2 separate regions of the Homo sapiens genome follow, and region 1 is linked to region 2. Evidence: chromatin loops called from intact Hi-C (ENCODE). Cell type or tissue: Calu3. All regions are shown on one strand. Links, peaks and the distances in the headings refer to the core of each region. The heading gives the core; the rest is flanking DNA.

Evidence for each region. Hi-C counts contacts between places; a loop is a spot of excess contacts. Peaks named below come from ENCODE experiments on the same cell type or tissue, not always from the same donor. Only the 100,000 strongest peaks of a DNase experiment are listed, where the experiment ranks them.
Region 1: a loop joins it to region 2, with 3 times the contacts of the local background. A loop is called at or near these places in 6 of 110 quality-filtered maps.

Annotation. Positions count from the first base shown.
Region 1 is chr7:124,851,808-124,859,807 of GRCh38, forward strand. POT1 (protection of telomeres 1) reads right to left here. Exons shown (of 19, transcript NM_015450.3): 9 at 7,150-7,305; 10 at 1,165-1,331; 11 at 65-144. Among named protein-coding and RNA genes, the nearest start is that of LINC03043, 65 kb to the left of the region's middle. In Calu3, for the core only: a CTCF peak has its summit at 4,656 (motif pointing left); no DNase peak of the experiment used is centred there.
Region 2 is chr7:124,983,769-125,001,552 of GRCh38, forward strand. All of the region lies in intron 2 of POT1-AS1 (POT1 antisense RNA 1), which reads left to right. Among named protein-coding and RNA genes, the nearest start is that of POT1-AS1, 63 kb to the left of the region's middle. In Calu3, for the core only: no CTCF peak of the experiment used is centred there; a DNase peak (open chromatin) is centred at 9,173.

The sequences.
Region 1 (8,000 bases), core at 1-8,000, 140 kb before region 2:
TTATGTTGATAAAACTATTTTATTTAGCAAGAACTAAACTGTCAATGTTAAAGATTATCCTTACTTGGAAAGCTGTCGTCAGGTTCTGATTGACAGATAACATCTGAATGCTGATTGGCTGTCAAATTTGCAGATTCTAAATCCCTATAATTGAAAGAATACAATTTCAAATTGCATAAAACAAAGTCAATATAGTAAATTTAGCTCTACCCACAAAATCCAGAAATTCATTGAAATTGTATATAAAATTTTGTATGTATATGCATTCTTCAGTAAAGGATCTATTGCTTTCATCAGATTTTCCGGGGGTTCAAATTAAAAATCTGAGTTTAGAAAGATACAAGTGAAACAGCAGAATGATGAAATAATACAAACAAAAATAAACTGGGAATTTAATGGATAGCATTCTGAGTCAGAACAATCTAACTCTAGATTCAAGAAGCTAAATATGATATTAAAAATCAGTGAAATTGATATAAAAGTAATAAAACAGAAGCTAATTTAATGTCACACTAATTCCAATGAATTAAAATGTAGACAAAAGTTATTTAAATTTAATGAACAGTATGTTTTCTCTTTGAAGATATGAAGATTTTTTAAATTTCTAGAATATTGACCAAAATGCTTCTGCACACAATACTCACTAGGAATACCTTGGGAAAAGCAGATCTAAATATATAGCAGGTCTAAGATACTATTTACTTTCTGGCACATGTAAAAATTTTAAAAAGTTTAAAAGAGAGTGATACACCAAAACATGTGTTATCTATTTAATCAGTGGCACTTCAGAAATACATTTTTTTCATGAGAGAATTAAATATTTTTGGAATCTTAGATATGTATCAAATTTTCCAAACTTTAGCTAAGGTCTAGTTTCCCCTGTTTGTTGCTGTACTTGGAGAGTGTGGTAAATGATAGAAGAGAAGCATGAGTGTAAAAGCCAGATTCAAACTGTTGGAAAACTTCAACTATAACCCTGGCTCTGCTACTACTTAGCTCTATGAGCCTATAATCATTTGATTTGTTTCATTTGGCTCATCTATTTAAAAACATGGCAAATGGCACAAAAGGCTAGGGAACTATCAGAAGCCCCAGGAACAATATTATCTTAGAAATCGGCTTAATCGATACCTTATTTACATTTTCTAAATACTAAAAGCTTACTTTTTCAGTTGATCCACATCAGAGTTACTTTCTGGCAAGACCCTGATTCCCCGACCGTAACTGGTACCTCCATGAAGATGAAACTCTAAACTTAACATTGTCTGATTCTCTGAATTCATTGATTGAAGTTTGGTATGAAGGCTATAGATTCTAAGAAAGCTTCCAACCTAAAAAATAGATCATTTGTTATTTAGAAAGTGGGGAAAAATTAAAATACTTCTGATATTTAAAACTTTAATAACCAATATGGGGCCAATGAGGGCACTGACCAGTCAGGAAATATACTAAAGTATCTGCAAAGTATGCTATACGAGTGTGGTTGAATATCAGCTGCATGGACACTACATCAAAACTAAATATATGGACATGTGCATGCATATGCGTGTGTGCACACACATACATATACACACACATTCAACTGTAAGAGATATTTCCATTTCAGATCTATTAAAATGTGAAAAAATATTGTGTCTTAGCATCAATAAAATATAATGGTTAAGAAACCCATTACCTAAACGGAATTCAAGCCCTCTATTTGACTAAGGTTTCTGAAAATGCCTTGCTTTAACTAGTTTAAGGATTAATTAAATATGATCCTGAAGATACTGTCATTACAAGAATGCTAAGAAGAAATTTTAAATATGGTACTACCGAAAAATAATAAACATCTTCCATCTTACAAGTTCTATGGAAAGAAAACTTCTGCATTTGTGCCTGTACCACCACAGTGTGAAACACTCCTTGAGTTCAAACGTAAGAGTTAACTAATTAGAGTTTTGAATTAAATGTTCTATAGTTAATCTCAGATGTTTTGCTAAACTTAGTCTACAAATGTCTTTAATTATAGACCACTGAGATTTTTCTTTTAATGGAGATTTCAAATGAGAGAGATGCAGAATGCTATTCAAAGATATTGACACCTACCTAAAAGAAGCTATATAACCTAAATCACATTTATATTTATGAAGAAAGATTTAGAAGCAAAAGGAGTTACAAACAAGGAAATTTAATTCATTTGTATAAATATAGCACTCCTGACTACTGGATGACTATAGGGATACCACTTTTTTTCCCCTACAAGTTCAGGATTGAATAACAGACATCTTACATAACAAAAAAACTATATAGGTTAAATATTCTTTATCTGAAATACTTGAAAACAGAAGTGTTTCAGATTTCAGATATTTACAGATTTTGGAATATCTGCATATATATAATGAGCTATCTTAGAGATGAGACCCAAGTCTAAAAACGAAATTCATTTATGTTTCACATATATGTTATACACATCACCTGAAAGTAATTTTCTATAATATTTTCAATAATTTTGTGCATGACACAAAATTTTTGTACACTGAATAATTGGAAAGCAAAGGGTTCACTCGCATACTGGCACTCAAAAAGATCTGCATTTAGGAGAATTCTGGACTTTTAGATTATGGAGGCTCAATCCTATAAAAGGAAACGTTTAAAAAAAAAAGATGAGTAGCAAATCAACTTTCCAATTCTGCTTATTGTAGCTTCTCTTAATTATATTTCCCCTCATTACTCTTTATTTCTGATGGAGGATATAAGCAAAGGAGGTAAGGAGAAAACCCACACTCCCAGGTGCTACTCCTTCATTCCCAAGGATCTTTTTTCCCAACCAATCAAGGGTTTTATAAGGAGCAGACAAAATACAAGCCTTTCCTTTGACCTCTTTCACTTACATCTATATCATAACCAGGGAGTAGTATAAAGAAAGTTAAAGAAGAAAAGAACAAAAAGAAAAAAGAAAAAAATAATTTTCCTCATAGTCTTCAAAGTGAGACATTGGAAAAAACATAAAATTTTCTAGTTTTATCTCATTCTTTTTGACTGGATTATTTTGTGATTCTTTTAAAATATGTGTGTGTATATGTATATATAAATATATTAGTATAGCACATGTATGTATGATCTACAAAAGATTTGAAAGAAGGCCTAAACACATGGAGAAAGATATTCACATACAAAAGGCTTTGATATTACAAAAATGATAATTTCCTCCAAATTAAACTTTAAATTTTATGCAATTCAATCAAAATTCCCAGAAGCTTTCATGGAATCTGAAAAGCTAATCCAAAAACTTATACGAAAGAGAACAGTCAAATCAATTTTAAAGAATATGAGAGGGGGGCTTTACCCTATCAAAAAATACATAAAGAAAAAGGATAATAAACATAGGTATACGTACAAACCTACATATGGAGACACAGAGAGGAGAGCAAAAAAAAAAAAAAAAAAAAAAAAACCAGAGCAGGCAGGAGCTCAAAGAAGGTTCGATGTGTAGAGTTTTATTTCCTAAAATTTAAAAGTGTCTGAAATAAATGTGGCAAAACATTTAAAAAATAAGGTGAACACACGGGTGTTTATTATACTATCTTGTCTACTACAGTATTTTTTAACATAACAAAATTTCGAGGCCAAGATATAAGTTATTCACATAAAGATAAGTTGTTATTATCAAAAATTCCTTATGGAGGCAGCATTGTATTTTTTCAAAAGCTTGACTAAAAATACTATGAAATGTGCCAGATGCTCTATTATAAAAAAACAAGTATTGGTTAATCTTGTCAGTATTAAGATTCCAAAAATACAAATGAAACATCAACCAAAAAATTATAAAAATACAGTTTAAAAAACAACTATAGAAGTCTATTTAAATACTAAAAAAAAACTAGAAACACTAAAAAAAAAAGCAAAGTAAATATGGCTAGTAAGAAATGACTATCCCTTTAGAAATAATCAAACGATTTGTCATAAACGGTCAAGAATTTCCCTTTAGGTTTATTATTTTTAATTCCCTGAATATGTCTCAAAATAGCCAACCAAATCACAGCTGTTGAACTATTGAAGGCCAAAACATAATTATGACCACGTATATTTTATAATTAACAATTGTGTCTGGATAAGAGTAGGGATTTAGAAAGTAAAGCTTTAGTTTCCAGACAAAAGATTTGAAATCTCAGTTTATGTGACTGGGTCTGTGTAAAATGTTTAAGGGAATGATATAACAAAAAGTGAGATTCAGAAAATAGTTAAGGGCAATTCGGGCTCTAAAATACATTGCTTGTAGATGTTGATTATATTATATTCTATAATTGCATTATACTGTCCTCTTTACTAAAATAAAAACACATTTTTTCCTGTTTCTATACAACAAAAGTCTTTCGTACTGGTTCCAGGTATTTTGACACAAAAACGTAATTTTAAACAGTTGTCTTGAAAGTACCAAGAAGAATTCATTTATATCAATGTCACGTGAGTGAAGAGTTCCTAAATTAAGAAGAAATGTTACAGAGGTTGTCAGAAAACAAATAAATGTGATGTCAATGTGTATTAAATAAAAATCTAAAGTTATATTACTTACACAGAGAAAAATCATTTTCATATTGCATTGCAGACAAATAATATAATGCTATTGATATCTTCACAGAAAACACAGTGCCATACATTTTCTTAATTATGTGTGCTCATATCACCCTCTAGTGGGCAAAATAAAGCAGAACATAAAAAAGGAGAAAAGAATCTGGAAAAAAAATCCACAGCATTCACTGATTCATTCATTCAGCAGCAGCTATTACTTACTTCATCCTCACTACAGGGAAAGCACTGCGATAGGTGCTGTTCAGGACTAAGACAAGAAAAGCAGGAAAAGCGGAAACAGAAAGACCTACATTGGAAGACCTGTTTGGAAGCAGTATAGGGAAAGAGAAGGGAATAAAATGGCGAAGGAAGGTATGCAGAGTGTGGAACTGAGGTGAATCTAAAATGTAAATTCATTTTATTTATGAAAGAACTCTATGAAAAAACCTCCAGAACTGAACTTATCATATATTTAATTTTGAAATAAACTAATCAATGTAGATAATATCTTTCAGGGAAATAATGTCAAAAATATATCTTCAACAGTCAGTGTTTTCTGATATGTCACAGATGTATGTGCATACATATATACACACAGAGGACAAAAAAGTACAGTCACTATCTTCCTGGACCCTGGATTTAATCTAATTTATTGATTTGAGTTGAGTAAACTTACTTGGTTTGTTGTTGTTTTGTTTTCTAATTACTATTTTTTCTGTAACCCAGAACAGTATTGATGGTGAACTTATTTGTGATACAATGTAGAATGGATATATTTGCTACTCCATGGCCACTGATTTATAAAGGGAAATTGGGCATTGAAATTCAGATCTTCACTCTTACTGTTTTCTTTTAATTTCCTATAAGTAGGCTAGAAGATATTTGTGATGGAGATCACTTCCATTTAATGCTTTAAAAGATTAGCTCTGCAAAGAGACATTGTGGATTCAAACACTGGCTTCATCCAGATAGGGACAGGAGGCAGGGAAATTCTACGCAGAAGAGGGCAGGTCCCCAGCAAGGACCCTGCTCTCAAGCTGAAAAGCCTGATACCACGGCCCAAAGTGAGAACTTACATCCCTGTTTTCCTGCTCAAATGTTGCCTTTTCTAAAACCATCCATGGCCCACCCCACCTGACATCCTGTGCCCATAAAAACCCCAGGCTCAGCCGGCAGAGGGAAGAGAGGCAGCTGGCCATCAGACACTATGGCTGGATGTCAGAGAGAAGCAGCTTGACTTCAGAGGGACAGCTTGATGGTGTAACCTGGGAGAAGAATCTGGCCAGAGAGGGCCAGACTTCAAGGTAAGACTACCTTCCTGCTCCATCCTCTTTTCACTTCCCCTTCCCACTGAGCCACTTTCATCAGTAATGAAATCCCCTGAATTTACCATCTTCATTTTATTCTTGAGACCTCATTCCTCCTGGATGCTACACAAGAGCTCGGGTGCCACAAGTGTGGTGTGAGTCAGTCACAGCTACCCTGCACTAAGCTGTTAACACTTAAGCTGTCCATGGATGACAGAGCTAAAACAGTACTGTAACACTTCCTCTGGGGCTTCAGGGGTCACCAGCACCCTCTCAGATGCTGCTGTGGGGCCAGTACAGAGTTTGCTTCTGCCCGTGCCCAAAAGCCTTTGCCCTGGCTCCTGCACCTGCTCACCTGCATGCTCCCACTCCTGTGGTCTGAGTGAGTGGAGCTCTCCCCTGCCAGCACTGAAGCGGCTGCCTAGTTCCAGCACCTGTGCACTCCAGTTCCTGCCCGTGAAGGGGTCAGGGAAATACCCTGCTTCAATCCAACTAGCTGTGGAATCTTGAACCACTGATTTAACCTGAGTGCCTCATTTCACATTTGTAGAACGAGATGACTACCATCACCTGTCTTATAGGAGAGTACCAAATGCATATAAAGTGCCTAGCAAAAGTTACTCTTATTATTTACTGCATTATTATTTATCATACCATTCTTTACTACAAAAAGTACTTTCAAATAAAAGATATAATAGAGAAAAGAAATTCCCTACAATTTTTGTTAATAGTTAAGTACTGCCATATCTAAACTGTGCACCTTAATGTATTTCAGAAGACAGTATGCAAATTCTATAAATTACACAGTATACACACACCCAATTTATAATATTATAAACTTATAATATAAACTTGTAATATAAATATTACAATTATAACAAATTGTAATTTAACAATTTGTTAAACTAATGAACAAAAAGTTATCAGCTACATTCTATCAAACCAGTTTACCAAGCTTAGCATTTAAGTTAGCAATATTTTATATAGCCTTTTTCATTCTAAAGCAGTATTATCTCACACAACAAAATTTTTCTATACTATTTTCACAGTAAAATTATGTATACCTTTAAGACATTTAAGAAAGATTATTTTAAAAATTGCTCTAACCCATTAAGTTTATCTTTTAATAATTTATTGTAACATACATTTTACAACTTAAAAATCAAAGAAATAAATATAATTTCTAGACTGTATCACCTATACATGTAACCATATATAAAAAATTTACATGAGCAAAAATCACTATAATTTATAAAAACATAAAATAACATTTTTTCCTACTATACATCACCTTCAGAGATCTTGCCACATGAACATGGTTATCGTAGACTAAAATGTCTATTGTCAGATTTTGTAGCCGATGGATGTGACTTAAATCACCTTCAAGAACAAGGTCTTGTATTAAGACTCTCCAAGATGGAAATGGTGTCCTGGTGCCATCCCATACCTGCCATAAGAGAGTAGAGTAGTTTTATGATCCTTTTGAAAAAATGCTTGTGCTAAAAAGTTTTTTCCTGGAAACAGTATTTAAAAGTAATTAAACTTATGCCTCTGAATATTGGCACTATTTTAAATATGACATTATTTTCTGATTGTTAAAGAACTACATATGAAATATGGGTAATGTGGAAAATGTAGAAGAATGTAAAGGAGAAAAAGAGTCACACTGCCATAAGCTCAGACTAAATATTCCTGAGTCAAGTGCTTTATACAATAAAAACAAACCAAAATGATCTTGAAAAACACTCATATGTATTAAAATATTTTTGCACATAAATACAACTAGTAAAATTATGAATGCTCTAAAAATTATAATAGTAATACATTTGACATTAATCAAATTATTTTTATGAGATTCAGTCTCATTCTTAAATTAGTTGTAAAGCATTATTCTGATGTTTCCATACAAAGAAGTAAATGTTGTAAATTTGAATAATTTCCTTTATATGATGATTTTCTGGTTCACATTATGCTTTTTCTTCTCCAAACCGTATTACAGGTGAGACATACAAATTACCCACCAGCTCTGGCTATAAATGACGCCTGGTTATTTATATAAAAAAAAAAAACCATAAAACAAAACACACAAAAGATAAGGCCGCACCAATACTGTAGATATTAAAACAAATAGAATATATACAT
Region 2 (17,784 bases), core at 4,493-12,492:
TTTAAGAATGTTGAATATTGGCCCCCACTCTCTTCTGGCTTGTAGGGTTTCTGCCGAGAGATCCACTGTTAGTCTGATGGGCTTCCCTTTGAGGGTAACCCGACCTTTCTCTCTGGCTGCCCTTAACATTTTTTCCTTCATTTCAACTTTGGTGAATCTGACAATTGTGTCTTGGAGTTGCTGTTCTCGAGGAGTATCTTTGTGGCGTTCTCTGTACTTCCTGAATCTGAATGTTGGCCTGCCTTGCTAGATTGGGGAAGTTCTCCTGGATAATATCCTGCAGAGTGTTTTCCAACTTGGTTCCATTCTCCCCGTCACTTTCAGGTACACCAGTCAGACATAGATTTGGTCTTTTCACATAGTCCCATATTTCTTGGAGGCTTTGCTCGTTTCTTTTTATTCTTTTTTCTCTAAACTTCCCTTCTCACTTCATTTCATTCATTTCATCTTCCATCGCTGATACCCTTTCTTCCAGTTGATCACATTGGCTCCTGAGGCCTCTGCATTCTTCACGTAGTTCTCGAGCCTTGATTTTCAGCTCCATCAGCTCCTTTAAGCACTTCTCTGTATTGGTTACTCTAGTTATACATTCTTCTAATTTTTTTTCAAAGTTTTCAACTGCTTTGCCTTTGGTTTGAATGTCCTCCCATAGCTCGGAGTAATTTGATCGTCTGAAGCCTTCTTCTCTCAGCTCGTCAAAATCATTCTCCATCCAGCTTTGTTCCGTTGCTGGTGAGGAACCGCATTCCTTTGGAGGAGGAGAGGCGCTCTGCTTTTTAGAGTTTCCAGTTTTTCTACTCTGTTTTTTCCCCATCTTTGTGGTTTTATCTACTTTTGGTCTTTGATGATGGTGATGTACAGATGGGTTTTCGGTGTGGATGTCCTTTCTGTTTGTTAGTTTTCCTTCTAACAGACAGGACCCTCAGCTGCAGGTCTGTTGGGAGTACCCGGCCGTGTGAGGTGTCAGTGTGCCCCTGCTGGGGGCTGCCTCCCAGTTAGGCTGCTCGGGGGTCAGGGGTCAGGGACCCACTTGAAGAGGCAGTCTGCCCATTCTCAGATCTCCAGCTGCATGCTGGGAGAACCACTGCTCTCTTGAAAGCTGTCAGACAGGGATATTTAAGTCTGCAGAGGTTACTGCTGTCTTTTTGTTTGTCTGTGCCCTGCCCCCAGAGGTGGAGCCCACAGAGGCAGGCAGGCCTCCTTGAGCTGTGGTGGGCTCCACCCAGTTGGAGCTTCCCAGCTGCTTTGTTTACCTAAGCAAGCCTGAGCAATGGCGGGCGCCCCTCCCCCAGCCTCGCTGCCGCCTTGCAGTTTGATCTCAGACTGCTGTGCCAGCAATCAGCGAGACTCCATGGGCGTAGGACCCTCTGAGCCAGGTGCGGGATATAATCTCCTGGTGCGCCGTTTTTTAAGCCCATCGGAAAAGCGCAGTATTCAGGTGGGAGTGACCTGATTTTCCAGGTGCCGTCTGTCACCCCTTTCTTTGACTAGGAAAGGGAACTCCCTGACTCCTTGCGCTTCCCGAGTGAGGCAATGCCTCGCCCTGCTTCGGCTCGCACACAGTGCGTGCACCCACTGGCCTGCGCCCACTGTCTGGCACTCCCTAGTGAGATGAACTCGGTTCCTCAGATGGAAATGCAGAAATCAGCCATCTTCTGCGTCACTCACGCTGGGAGCTGTAGACCGGAGCTGTTCCTATTCGGCCATCTTGGCTCTTCCCCCCACTCCAATATACATATTAATAGAAGTTACCAATGTAGCATAGGAAAGGGACAATATTTGAAATTATAATAATTGAAAGCTTTTCCAGATTGATGAAAAATAACAATTCTTATAGCCTATAAGCAAAATAATTTCCAATCAAGATAATTAAAAATAAATTTATACCAATCATATTTAATTAAAACTGACAACAGGTTTTTTTGTTTATCTTAAAGACAAATAAGAGGGAGAATTTAGCCAGGAGAAAGGGAAAAAGGAGGAGAGAGAAAGGGAGTGAGAAAGGGATAGAAGGAGGAAAAGGCAGAGAGAGAAGGAGAAGTGGAGAGAGAGAGAGATTAACTACAGAGAAATAATATTTGGACTGCAGCAGATATCTCAAAATCAACAAGAAAAGTCAGAAAATAAAGAATAAATTATACACTCAAAATGCTTAGAGAAAGTAGGAGATCAAGAGTTCTATACACTGTTAAATAATTCTTCAAGAGTGAGGGGGAAGAGAAGATATATTCAAATAGGGCTTTTTGTTTCTCGGATTTTAAAAAGTCACTTAAATTACAATCAAGGATTTAATGTAGGAAGAAGAAAACTGTACTCAGAAGGTAGGATCAGGATCCATAAATGGGTGGTAAGAATGAGTATTGGTAAATATGTGGTAAACATGAAGTGAAATTACAAATAATGACCGTGCATGGTTTGAAAACAAAACAATTTTAGTATTAGAAATGAATTACATTGAAGAGGTTTCTAAGTTACTTTCCTTCTATGGAGTAGGGGTATAAAGATATTGATGAATATTAGACATTGTCAGGTTTGATTATACATATTAGAAATTTCAGGAAACCACTAAAAAAAGCTAGAAATATAATGTGAAACTTCCAATAATTTAGAGGGGAAAAAATAGAATAAAGACATTTGAGTTCAATAGACGGTAGCAAAAACAAAAGAATGTAAAACCTAAAAGTAAGGTGGCAGAAATAAAATACTAAGAATCATAGTAAGAGAAAATAGAATCAACTTAACAATTAAAACATGGAAATTCTATCATTGGATTACAAATTTTCAGCTATATGCAGTTTTAAAAGGCACATCTAAAACACAGTGACATGTTCGATTTGAAAGTAACAGAAGAAAAATGATGTACCTGACAAATATTAACAACAAGAAGCTCGAGTAAGTATATAACTCTCAGTGAGAACTGTTTAAGCAGAAAACATTACAGTATTAAGGATAAAGAGGGTCATTGCTTAATGGCAAATATGAAAAAAACTCAAGGGAGATACAATATAACAAGAGAACAGATAAGAAATTCATTTTCCTATTACTTATGCATGTTTAATTCTTAAAACGTTTAAAACCAAATTAGTCTTACTGAAACACACTTCCTTTTATTCTTTGACATCTCTCCTTGGAAGTTTAGAACACATTTCTCTCACTAAGCCTTCCAGTATCGATTTTTTTCCACCCCTTTTATAACCTCCTCTTTTGCTATTATGTGTTGTATTGCATATTGGGTTAAATGGGAACCCCCACAGGAGCTTTGTCTTTTATGTGTTTTAAAGTGCCATGTACCCTTACAACTATTATAAATAAATCATCATCATCATCTTGGGATGAAAGTAAAACATAAAAATGTCAACCGTTCAAACGAAAATGAGTTATCTTCCTCTCTTTAACTTTACCTTAGAGATGCATCTTATAAAATTCTAGAAACTTTTCTAACAAGTATACAGTTTAAGTTTAAAAAGAAAAAAAATGATGTTGTATCGGCTTAGGGTAAACAACCATTCTGGTTTGCCTGGTTTTAGCAGTGAATGCCCTATATCCCAGGAAAACCCTCAGTCCTAGGCAAGCTGGTTTGTTGGTTGCCCAATAATATCACTCTTCTTTTAAGACATCTAAAGCATATATATTTTATATCTTTTATAGCAAATTACATCTAAGAAAATGTTCAACCAAAAGGCAAAAAGTAGCCACAATGAAGAAAAATATTAACTTTTCTTAGTCAGAATCCTGTATTTCTATTAGAAAAGAAAATGTCTACTTTTATGTAGCCTAAGTATCTCTTTCAACTTCAATTGAATATAGGACATCTCATCAAGTTAAAAATTTGCAAAAAGGTAGAAAATGACTTTTTCTTCAAATTCATATTTGTCATTGAGCAGTCTCTGATCTTTCTGAAATTTTAAGTATCATAGAGAAAGTCACAATTCTTAATAGGTACTGAATTATCGGATGAGTTGAAGGAAATGAAGGAGTGGTGAAGCCAATCAGCAATTCCTAAAGCGATACTCCAAAAAGGTATCATAGCTTTGCATTTTCTATATTTAACGGCTAATTTTTAGCCAATGAAGTGGTTAAAATAGACTATGGAATGTACAGGTGAAGAGAACATGCATATTTAAATTATAATCTATTTCCATAAGCAAATTATAAAAACCTTTCTGCTCTCTGAATTATAAAGAAGTGTATTTTTCATATTTAATAACTTGTGAAATATAAATTTTCTCATTTGCTCAAGATGATTTTGGGAGGCTAATCATGCTTTCTCAAAATGTTCATCCATTCACAGAACTGTATACTAAGTGGTCTGCATTTCCAAAGAGGAATAAGACATGACCCAACCTTCAAGGGGCTCATGTTCTGTTAGACGTGAAAAGAAAACAAATGAGTTTATTAATGTAGAATAAAATACAATTGTATATAGAAGGTGCCATTATTATAATGAGAAAGAAATTAAGGTATAAAACAAACACTTGACAAAAGATATGGTGCTTGAATTATATATTGAATTCATTCAGTTTTTTGCTATGTACCATGCTCAGTACTAGCCATAAGTTGTAAAAATCAGAGGCTCCTAGCATCATGTAGAATACATTCTATTAAGAAAAAAAGACAATAAACATGTCACAAATAAATAAAATACAGTAATTACAGATGGTGGCAACTGTTATCAAAGAGATAAGTAGGTGATATGAGAGAGGCAACTGGAAGGAGTTGAGGGCTGTATAGGAGTTGTTCAGGCAAATGGGGTTACACTGGACAAGGGCATTCCAAGGGAAAGGATCCTTTTAAGCTGCCTGGTTCCCTTCTAAAGCACAGTTGGCACTTGACATAAATGGTCATGAACATCCTTGCACTGTTCTTGGGAACTGTCTTTGAGAGCAAATATTAACCATTACATCCACTACATTCTAATTTGTCCCTAATCTTTCATTTTTCACCCTTTTGACTTTACATCCTTTATTTCCCTGTGAGTCTTATTTGTTTAAAAGCATTTTTCTGCCTGCAACTTCTTTGGTTTTTTTTACTCTGACTCTTATTATTTTCCTATTATGGCCAGAGGTAAAGGGAGTCAGAGGGTAAGAGGTAAGTATCACAGAAGGCCAAGTCTTCTACAACTTCAGAAGTAACACCATGTAGAACAGGAAGAGCTAAAAAAAAAAATTAAAAATATATTTGGAGGGACCATGACATGATGGAAAGGGAAGGAAAGGAGAGGGTAGGGGAGGGGACACACCCAGGAACAATATTTTGCATCCTTCAATCTAATCAAGTCAACACTCAATATTAACCATCACATCTGAATAGCAGTGCTAAGAGATCCACAGTCTCACTGCTGTTTGTGGTTCTTTTAACTCTCTTCACTGCTAGTGTCTCAATTTATGGGGTAGGTGAGAAATCATATGGAGCTTGTTATTTTCTTTACATACTTTAAAAACCAGGTACATAATCTATTTAACATGAGATATCTTGGTTTGGTGCCCAATTATCCTTTCCTCTCATTTAGTGTTACACTAATTAGCTCAGCGCTATCATCCAACTGTCAGATCAGACTTAATTCAATTAATTTAATCTCCACCCAACACCCTTATATAAAAGTGAACAATAGCTTACTGACATTTTTTTCATCAATAATTTATCATAGTGATTGCTCTATATTCAGGTGTAATACTCCTTATCTTGGAAGCGAAAAAAGAAGTACATGCTCAGATATGCAAATACCAATTTTCTGATAAATTCTGGCAAAAAGTGAACTCACATTAGTAATAAACTATTTCTATAAATAATCATTTATAGATTCTATAAAAATCATTTTTATCATATAACTTTTGTGTGTCCGCAGGAATATTTCATTTTGACTTTCTGAATGAAGTAGGATACTTTAGGTATATAAGATTTTTTTCCATCAAACTCAAAATTATTTTTAATGCATTTTCACTGGGCATTTAATACTATAACTATTTGCCCCGAATATTTCTTTATATGATATTTTAAATTTACATGTGACTAATCTGTGACATGATAGTTTAGTAGCCAATTAAATTTTGAAAGTTGCTGTTCTTTTAACAGTGGAAGGAACAGGCATAAGAGAAACATTCTGTACTAAGCAATTATGTGTGGGATGTATTTAAGAATATATAAAGTTATTGCTCTCAATGCAATTTTACTTCCATGTTCTGGAAAATTATTAATGTATCTGTGGAAAAAGAGATTCATATTTTAAAATACTATCAAAGTTTTCCACTATTTGGTATGAATTTGTTCCCAAACATGCCCCAGTTCTCTTAGTGTATGTGGACATTTGCCAGGAAAATAGGTAAGAATGACTACTAAGATGACTACTATTTTGGTCCAGAGAGGAATGGGATTTGTTTATCTCTCAATGTTCTTTCTCTGTGTTTGGACAATTCTTGGCTTTTCTTGATTTACATAAATGTGCACCCAGGATTGGCTTCATGTAAAGAGAATGTAGAAGTCTCGCTAGTAGTTATTGTTTAAAGGTATTACCTCTGGTCCTGGCTTAAAGCTCTATAACTGGGAGAGCAGACCTTTGTATCTCAATGGGAATAAAGTGAAAGCATGTGACAATGGGATAGACAGAGGAAGAGGACCAGTGTACCTGAGATGAGGAGGCTGGTTGTTCATGAATGAAGAACTTCATATCTACTCTAGATTTTTACTTTTAAAATTGATGTGTAGCTTTTACAAACTTTGACAAGATTTCTTACTATTGATATTAAAAAGGATAAAATATACTAATAAAGAAAACTTTAGATCTTCATGCCAGAAAACAATATCCTGTCCTAAAGTACAACTTCTGGAAGATAAATTATAGAAGTTTAGATTTAAAAGATTTACCATTTCTTATTCCAATATGATCTGATTGTTATGGGGGAATGGAAAAAAGGTGATTATCACTCTGGATAGATAAGAAAGTGCAAATCTAAGACGAATATTAGGTGAATATAGTTTAGTGATATAACTTATAGTTCCTGGCTACATTGTTTATAATAGAGTAAAAAAATGGCAATGCCCCAAATGTTCAATTGCAAGGTATCTGTTACAGGTACCTTGGTATTAGTTAGACATTAAGAAATACACAATTATTTAGAAAATGTTTAAAGTATATTTAATGAAGGAATCAAGTTATAAAAGAGTAATCTATAGATACATTATAAATATATTATGTAGGTGACCTGATGATGTGCCACACACATTCCCTCTTCAAGGATTAGACTTGCTGCCCAGCTATAGCAAGTATGGTGAGCAGACAGCTTCCAGCTGTCATTTTCTTCATGGTCTGCCTCGGCTGCAGAGAGAGCTGCTTTGCCTGACTTTACTCCCTGGATCACTCAATGATTGACACAGGTCAGGGTATAAATGTTTAGCTATTTGGGACTGACCTAGGATACTCTGAAGGGTAGCAATCACTGTAGAGCTCCTTGTTGGGCTGGCTGAGACTTTGTTAGGCCTGACAAAGTTTGACTTCTTTCTCTACCCAAACGTGTATTTTCTTTCCCTTCCACAGATTAAGCCCCGAAAAACATCTTGTATCCCAAACTCCATCTGAGCATCTACTTCTAGAGAACCTATTTGTGGTACACAGAATAATGGCCCCTCAAAGTTGTCCACATCTGAATTTCAGAAACCTGTAAATATGTTACCTGACATGGCAAAAAGGATTTTTCAGATGTGACTAAATTAAGAATCTTGATATGTGAATATTATCATGAATTATCTGGTGGCCCCAATGTAGTTATAAGGGTTCTTCTTAGAGGGAGAGAGAAGTTTCAGAGTCAGAAAAGTAGATATAGCAAAAGAAGAAGGGGTCAGAGTCAGAGAGAGATTTAAAGATGTTAATCTACCAGGTTCTTGTTTTGGTTTTTAAAATAAATTTTATTGTGTGTATTTATTTGTTATACAACAAATACAACAACATGTATACAACATGATGTTATGGGATACATATAGGTAGTAAAATCATTACTATAGTGAGGCAAGTTAACATATACATCATCTCACATAGTTATCCTTCAATTAATTAATTAATTTTTTTGTGGCAAGAGCAGGTTAAATCTACTTATTTTGCAGATGGAGGAAGAGGCCAGGAGCTAAGGAATCCAGGCCATCTCTAGAAGATGGAAAAGACAAGGAAGCAGAGTCATCCCTAGAGGGATCCAGAGGGAACATGGCCCTGCTGACAACTTAATTTCAGTCGAGTGAAACTTATTTGGGACTTCTGACTTCAGAACTGTAAAATTATAAATTTGTCTTGTCTTAAACCACTAAATAGATTTGTTACAGAGAAAATAGGAAACTAATTCACCGTCCAACAGCACATTTTGTTCAATCTGATATCATTTTGGTTAAAAATGTTTTTCACAGGAAAAAATACTGGGAGAATATACATTGAAGGATGTATAATATTTATTACTGGGTAAGATTTTGCTCATGTCGTTTTCTAGATTATCTATAATAAATGTATTTTTCTACAACAAATAAATTTGTAAAGAAGGAAGTGAATGGTTTCCATGAACTTTGGTCAAAATACTCAAAAGTAATGATGGAATATATGTACTCTATATCTTTTCTAAAGGAAAACTGAGAGAACACTATTAATTATCATGATAGAATAATCCTTTAGAGAGAGAACATGAGATCAGATTAGCTCAAATGGATGAAATAGCAACACGGTACATGCTGAATTAAGTTATTTATAAACATTGTTTATTTAGATTGTTCCTGTATTGATGGTGGTATTCACTTTGTTGTCATTCTCTCTTTTCTTTTTTCACTGTTAACAATGCTACGATAAATATCCTTGCACTGAGATCTTTATCTACTCTCTCCTTAACACTTTTAGGATAGATTCTTAAGAGATTAATTCTGCCTAAATAATTTATATGTTTTAATTTCTAATAAGCGTCATCAGATTGCTCTTCAAAGGTGCCATTACTATTCAAATTTCCAGTAGTAATGCATAGGAATACCCAGTCCCCACAGTGCCCTTTTAGATTTTTATAGATTGACACAAATGACATGACTAGGGCTTAGGGACCAGCCAGAAACTTGCTGCAAAGGTGACTTGAAACTTAACCCAAGATTGTTGGCTAAGAAGGTTTATATGTTCTCTGTTTCTGATCAAGGTTGATCCTGAGATCAGGAGTTTGGGCTGCGACTGCTGGGAACTAGCCTGAGTCATACACTGGGCCAACATTCCAGTGTTATCTTCAGTTAGTTTCCTTAGTCATACTCCAACCACATTGAGACATACTCTCCTTGTCCTTTAATTGTTTATAATTTAATTTTCTTCTGCTTGAAATTTTGTCCATTATAAGCTATTTTCATATTTGTGAGAAAATGAAATCACAGAATTTCAAAATTTTGGGGACGAAGATATACAACCTTCCACCAAATCCAGTTTTCTGGTAAGCATTTACTGCTCTTATCCTTTAAGATCTAAACTTAAAACTGTATTTTCTCGGAAGCCTTTCCTCATTCTTTCAGCTGCTGTCATTCTTGCCTCTATTCAAATCTATGATGCTTCATTTGCACTTTTTGTTTTTTTGGCAATTTATTACAGTAAGTACTTTGAAATTTAGTGGTCTAGCCTGTTTGTGTAGCTAGAAAGGAATACTTGAGGCTGGGTAATTTATGAAGAAAAAAGGTTTATTTGGCTTACAGTTCTGCAGGCTGTACAGGAAGGATGGCATCAGCATCTGCTTCTAGTGAGGGCTTCTGGAAGCTTCGACTCAGGATAGAAGTTGAAGGGGAGCTGGCATGTAGAGATCACATGGTGGAAAGTAAGAGAGAAGGAAAAAGAATAGGGAGGGAGGTGGCAGACTTTTAAACAATTAGATCTCTGGGAACTATTAGAACTGAGGAGAACTCACTCATTACCACTGAGATGGGACTAAACCATTCATGAGGGATTTGCCCCATGACCCAAACACCTTACACTAGGTCCCACCTTCAACATCGGGGATCAATTTAGATGTGAGATGGAGGGGACAATTGTCCAAACTATGTAAGTTTGTTATTTTTCCTAAAACAGTATCTTATAATAAATAGGAATATAAGTGTGTGTTAAAATATAAGCCTGTTAATTTTACAAATGTGAAACGATTTGCAGTTATGGCAAACAAACAAAACAACTGAATCTCATTAGTATGCATGAGATTCAGGCTTTGAGAAGTTTTCTTTGATGAAAAACAAAGGCAGAGAAAGCCATCATAACTATATCCTGCAGAAGCAGGGGTACATTTATCTGGTCAGAAATTGCAATAATTTTTAATTGTTGTAAATTTTTGCTAGCAAATTAGATTTGCCAGCATAGGCTATAACAATTTGTTATAGGTTGAATTGTGTCCCTCAAAAAGATATGTCAAATCTTAATTTTCAGTACCATAATGTTACATTTTTGTAAATAGGGTTATTGCAGATGTAATTAAGTTGAGCTTGGGTTCCACTAGAGTAAGGCAGGCTCTTAATTTAATATAATTGGTGTTCTTATAAGAAAGAATAGACATAGAGACAGAGATGCACAGGGATAACACCATGTAATGACAGAGGGAGAGACTGCAGTGACACACCTACAGGCAAAGGAACATCAAGGGCTGCCAATATCTTAGTCCATTTTCTGTTGCTTATAAAAATATCAGAAACTAGATAATTTATTTTAAAAAAGGATTCAATTTCTTAAAAATAGGGAGGCTATTTTCACAGTATTGATTCTTCCTATCCATGAGCACAGAATGTTTTTCCATTTGTTTGTGTCTTCTCTTATTTCCTTGAGCAGTGATTTGTAGTTCTCCTTGAAGAGGCCCTTTACATTGCTTGTAAGTTGTATTCCTAGGTATTTTATTCTCTTAGTAGCAATTGTGAATGGGAGCTCATTCATGATTTGGCTCTTTGTTTGTCTGTTATTGGTGTATAGGAATGCTTGTTATTTTTGCACTTTGATTTTGTATCCTGAGACTTTGCTGAGGGTGCTTATCAGCTTAAGGAGATTTTGGGCTGAGACAATAGGGTTTTCTAAATATACAATCATGTCATCTGCAAACAGAGACAATTTGACTTCCTCTCTTCCTATTTGAATACCGTTTATACTGCCCAAAGTAATTTATAGATTCAATGCTATCCCCATCAAGCTACCACTGACTTTCTTCACAGACTTGGAAAAAACTACTTTAAACTTCATATGGAACCAAAAAAGAGCCTGCATAGCCAAGACAGTCCTAAGCAAAAAGAAGAAAGCTGCAGGCATCACACTACCTGACATCAAACTATACTACAAGGCGACAGTAACCAAAGCAGCATAGTTCTGGTACGAAAACAGATATATAGACCAATGGAACAGAACAGAGCCCTCAGAAATAACACCACACATCTACAACCATCTGATCTTTGACAAACCTGACACAAACAAGCAATGGGGAAAAGATTCCCTATTTAATAAATGGTGTTGGAAAAACTGGCTAGCCCTATGCAGAAAACTGAAACTGGACCCCTTCCTTACACCTTACACAAAAATCAACTCAAGATGGATTAAAGACTTAAATGTAAGACCTAAAACCATAAAAATCCTAGAAGAAAACTTGGGCAATACCATTCAAGACATAGGCATGGGCAAAGACTTCATGTCTAAAACACCAAAAGCAATGGCAACAAAAGCCAAAAATTGACAAATGGGACCTCATTAAACTAAAGAGCTTCTGCACAGCAAAAGAAACTATCATCAGAATGAACAGGCAACCTACAGAATGGGGGAAAATGTTTGCAATCTATTCATCTGACAAAGGGCTAATATCAGAGTCTACAAAGAACTTAAACACATTTACAAGAAAAAAAAACCATCAAAAAGTGGGTGAAGGATATGAACAGACACTTCTCAAAAGAAGACATTTATGCAGCCAACAAACATATGAATAAAAGCTCATTATCACTGGTCATTAGAGGAATGCAGATCAAAAGCTCAATGAGATACCATCTCTCACCAGTTAGATGGCTATTATTAATAAGTCAGGAAACAACAGTTGCTGGAGAGGATGCAGAGAAAAAGAACACTTTTACACTCTTGATGGGAGTGTAAATCAGTTCAACCATTGTGGAAGACAGTGTGGCAATTCCTCAAGGATCTAGAACTAGAAATACCATTTGACCCAGCAATTCCATTACTAGGTATATACCCAAAGGGTTATAAATCATTCTACTATAAAGACACATGCACACATATGTTTATTGTTGCACTATTCACAATAGCAAAGACTTGGAACCAACCGAAATGTCCATCAGTGATAGACTGGATAAAGAAAATGTGGCACATATACACCATGGAATACTATGCAGCCATAAAAAGGGATGAGTTCATGTCTTGCAGGGACATGGATGAAGCTGGAAACCATCATTCTTGGTAAACTATCACAAGAACAGAAAACCAAATACCACGTGTTCTCACTCATAAGTGGGAGTTGAACAATGAGAACGCATGGACACAGGCAGGGGAACGTCACACACTGGGGCCTGTCAGCGGGTGGGGGGTGTTAGGAGAGGGTTAGCATTAGGAGAAATATCTAATACAGGTGATGGGTTGATGGGTGCAGCAAACCACCATGGCATATGTATACCTATGTAATGAAACTGCACATTCTGCATGTGTACCCCAGAATTTAAAGCAAAAAAAAAAAAAAAAAGGCTAAAAAGTCCGGGCTGGGTGCTGTGGCTTACGCCTGTTATCCCAGCACTTTGGGAGGCTGAGGCAAGCAGATCACCTGAGGTTGGGAGCTCAAGATCAGCCTGGCCAATGTGGTGAAACCTTGTCTCTACTAAAACTACAAAAATTAGCCAGGCGTGATAGCGCGCACCTGTAATCCCAGATACTCAAGAGGCTGAGGCAGCGGAATCGCTTGAACCCAGGAGGTGGAGGTTGCAGTGAGCCGACATTAGGCCACTGCACTGCAGTCTGGGTGATAGAGGGGGACTCTGTCTCAAAAAAAAAAAAAAAAAAAACCCAGCATTGGGGGACTGCATCTTGTGAGAGTCTTCTTGCTAGTGGGGATTCTTTGTAGATTCCTAAGACAGCTCAGGGCATCATACGGTGAGGGGGCCGAACATGCTAATGTGTTTGCTCAGGTCTCTATTCCTCTTTTTATAATGCCACCAGTTTCACTTCCTTGAAAATCCATTAATACATTAACCCATTAATACATTAATCCTTGAACAGATTAATTCATTCATGAGGGCAGAGCCCTTATGACCAATTACCTCCTCAAGGCTCCACAACTCTATACTGCCACCTTGGGGATTAAGTTTTGACGTGAGCTTTGGAGGGAACAAACATTCAAACCATAGCAGCCAGCAACCACCAGAAGCTAGGAGAAAAGCGCAGAATCAGTTCTCTCCCTCCAGGGGAAACCAACCCTGTCAACACCTTAATTTTGGACTTACAGGATTCAGAACTGTGAGAGATTAAATTTGGCTTTTGAGGTCCTCCAGTTTCTAGTAATTTGTTACACAGCCTGGAATTCTGATACACCATTGTTCTCCATTATCCATTTATCTCAGTAAAAGTTTTAAATTCAACGCCTTTAAAAAGCTGGGTTGCAACTGGTATTTGAGAAAAGTTGAGAAGGTGAAACTATTATTTATGACTGCCTCTTCCAGCAGTGAGGAGAGAAGCCCCCTGAAGAGCCATGAGGAAAGTAGAACACAGACAAGTGTAGTATGTCCAGGCAAGAGGTGTATACAATGCCAGGTAGGAAAATAAGAGAGATAAAGCAGGGCATGAAGTCTAAGGTTCATGTAAATAATCAGCAACCAGGTGAACTAAAAAAATTGAAGCAGAAGTAAGATGTGGGTTGGTTAAAAGTATGGGTGAATCAGAGCTCTTCATCATTTAAGGAGCAAGTCAAAGTAACATGAGAATAGAAACTCAGAGTCAGAGTAATGAAGAAAGGAAAGGAATAACCCTGAAGCTGATGCTGTTTGCTCCCCTATACCCTCCCTTCCTTTATTCCTGTCTCAGATATTTCAGTTGTGAATAACTTTTGCCTAGAGGCCTATATGTTCTAGAGTCTAAAAACAAATAGCTGACTACTGTGGAGTCAACAGAATAGGGTGCACACACAATTTTCTGGCAGAGGTATTTCTTATATTGATCACTTAAACCAGTCTCTTCATAAAATATTAACATTACAAGCCTTGGTTAGAGTATGTTAACTGCTAAGAGCCTGTGGTGAGACCTGAGTTCGTGTTGGACTATAACTTCAACATAATGCATTTTTTAAAAAATCAGTAAACACAAAGATACTTTTCCTTTTAACTACATAGGAAAATTCAGAATATCATTGTAGAACACCCTACAGTTATTGTACAGTAAATAAGTACTTCTCATTTTATTCTGGCATCTGAAACTATACCTACATGTACATATATATATACACACACATAAATACATATATATAAACATGTAACAATTTCTCATGTCTCTAACTTTAGTTTTCAGCATTGAGAGTATAGTCAGTGTGATGTTTTTACCAGAGACTGTTGTAATCCCAAATGAAAAGGAAATATGTGGTGCTATTGTGGATGAATACAGGCTGCTATAGTTGAGCATCAGAAAATAAATATACAGGGTGAGTTTAAGAAGAATTTTTAAGAGATATATTACTGCCCTAGAATAATGCTTGAGTGCTCATTTTCCAGTGTCAAAGTAGACATATGGCAGAAGATTCCAGAGAACATTTTTCCTATTTATATAAAATGGGATAAAGGATATTTAAATATAGCATTATCTAAGATTTCCTAATCTATTTATTCATTTAGTTACATTCTACAAATCTTCCAGATATAAATGTGATACAAAGAGACTCATATATTGTCTATACTCTAGGGCTATATATAGGGAAAAGACAGATATATGCATTCAACTGTAATTTATGGCAGAATGTGATGAGTCAATTATAGATTCAAAGCAAGATATGTATGTACAGATAAGAGCATAATTCTCTGTAAGTAATCAGAGGAATTTTCTTGGAAGAGAAGGGATTTGAATAATTGAACTGAGCCTTACAATTTAGGTAAGGTTTTGCTCCTCAAAGCTACAGAGAGAGTTTCATCAATGCCCCCTAGTCAATAAATCTATTGATCAGGTGAGTAGTCAGTCTAGTGTGGCTAGAGTATAGGGAACAGAGAGATAAGAGAGGAGAGGCACATGAGGTCAAGATCAAGGTCATAAAGGACCCTGGAATGCCAAAGCTAAAGTTTAGGTTTTTTTTTTTTTTTGAGACATGGTCTTGCTCTGTTGCCCAGGCTGGAGTGCAGTAGGGCAATCATGGCACACTGCAGCCTCAACCTCCTGGGTTCAGAAGATCCTCCCACCCAAGCCTCCTGAGTAGGTAGGTGTGGGAGTTCAATCAGGGTTGTGGGAAAAATTGTAGAAAGATGCAAACCTTCTTGGGAGGCTGGAAGGTTTTATAATAGTTTCAGTAAAAGATTTGGCTGAAGGCAGCTGAATTCTCTTAAAAGCTTAGGGTGTAGATATAAGGAATGTAGGGGAGTATATCTAAATAGCATGTTTACTCATGTGGTCCTAAGACTGACCTTTGATCATTTGAGGGTGACACTGCTCTCTCCAGGGGAGGGTGACCAGATTAATTACCCACAGGTGTATTGACCCAAAGCCTTTGTCATTTAATCTATACTAAATAAATGCAAACTTCACCGGCTTATCAGCACACACTGTGGACTCAGGCAGCAGAGACCCTTAGCTGTGCTGACAGGCGAAATATCTGTGTCAGTGTAAGTCTTTCATTCATCTCTGGGTCAGGGTCTGCAGGTCGGACCTGGCAGCTGGGACTATAGGCATGCATCAACATGCCCAGCTAATTCTTAAATATTCTGTAAAGATGAGGTCTCACTATGTTGCCTAGACTGGTCTCAAACTACTGACTTAAAGTGATTCTATCTCCTTGACCTTCCAAAGTGCTGGGATTACATGCATGAACCACCACACCTGTCTCAAAGCTAAAGTAGCTGGATGACATTCCTTAGGAAACATCAAGTCAATAAAAAATTTTCATGGGTGATACAGTTATTTTTTTTTAAATCATGTTCTCCTCAATATGTCTACAATACAACTGTTTCTTTGTCTCATTACCCAGATGACTGATTATGAGTTTTGGTCTGCTTTCAGAGAGTTATCCTTCTTTCCCTATTTCTTGATAGCTTTTCTTTTCAGATTCTAACTTTTGACATTTGAAATATGAGCCTCTGAACTACAGTGTCTGTATTGAATTATTTGGTAAAGTCATAAATGTATTATTTAGTCAAGTCATAAACTTGAATTTGTATACGTCAGGAATTTGTTTTAAATCTTAGTTTTTTAAAAAGCTTACCATATATAAAAATTTTGGCACTAGTGTCACCACTGTTCTTATAACATTAACTAAATTCTTCAAAATCAATCTGACTCATTTTTTACTTTAACCTAATTTCTAGTATGAGATCCACAGAGATCACTCAGCTGCCATCAAAATGTGATATAGGAATAAGATAACTGAATTGACATGTATTCCTTAGAGTAACTCTATCCACCATTTCTTTCTCCAAAAGAGTTTTGATAGCTTGTCAAACATTTTATTATGAAGAGTCATTATGTGACTGACTTCACCAAACTCCCTATCAGTACACATCCAATCAGGCTTAAAATAGAATTAGTGTTTTCCCAATTGTTTCTAGTGTTGTGAATAAGAATTGTTCACCTCAAGATATTCTGAGAGGTAACATGGTACAGTGGATTGAGGAACAAAGAGAAAGTTTTGAATCTAGACATCTATTTTTCATCATAGAATTTTCAGATAAATTTAGAGGATTTGACTTCACTTCTTTCTATAATATATTCTCTTGTCTAGGTCCTAAGCTTCCCTGATGGTATTTGGCATCTGTTTTTAAGAAAAGGATGAAGGCCGGTCACATTGGCTCACGACTGTAATCCCAGCACTTTGGGAGGCCCAGGCGGGCAGAGGACTTGAGGGCCTAAACCCGGCCAACATGACGAAACCCCATCTCTACTAAAAATACAAAACTTAGCCAGGCGTGGCAGTGCTCACCAGCTACTTGGGAGGTTGAGGCACAAGAATTGCTTGAACCCAGGAGGCAGAGGTTGCAGTGAGCTGAGATTGTGCCACTGCACTGTACTCCAGCCTGAGCAACAGAGCATCCAAGAGGATGCTGATGCTCTTGGTAAGATATTTATTGGACAAATACCTTATTTGTTCTCTCCTGCAGTTTTAAGTTCTTGCATCATGATTCCTATTACAGCTCCAAATTAAACAGAATTCCTCTTCACTTTTGTTAAACTGCTTGTCACACTTTGTCTTTGTTTTTAAGATGATAGATCTGTCAATGTGAAATGTTCCATATTACAGTTCTGTTTCTTTAGGACAAAAATGAAATCCAAGCTATTTCTAAAGGAAGAAAATTGCTTCACTGCACTCTTTCTCTGTCTCTTTTATTCCTGACAATGAATACACAAATGTATGATTTCATAAAATACCCTTACCCAATTTTGAGGCTTATATATGTGTTTATTGATTTAATCTTAATTTTTTATTGGTAAACTTATTTAGCAGTTCAATTCCACTTTTTGAATATGCATAAAAAGAGGTAGATTCACCAACACAATTGAACACTACTCAATCCTTATTATCATAGGATAATTTCACTTAATTTCAACATACATCTCTATCTTTTAGAAACAAAATAATTTAAGATATATCTTAA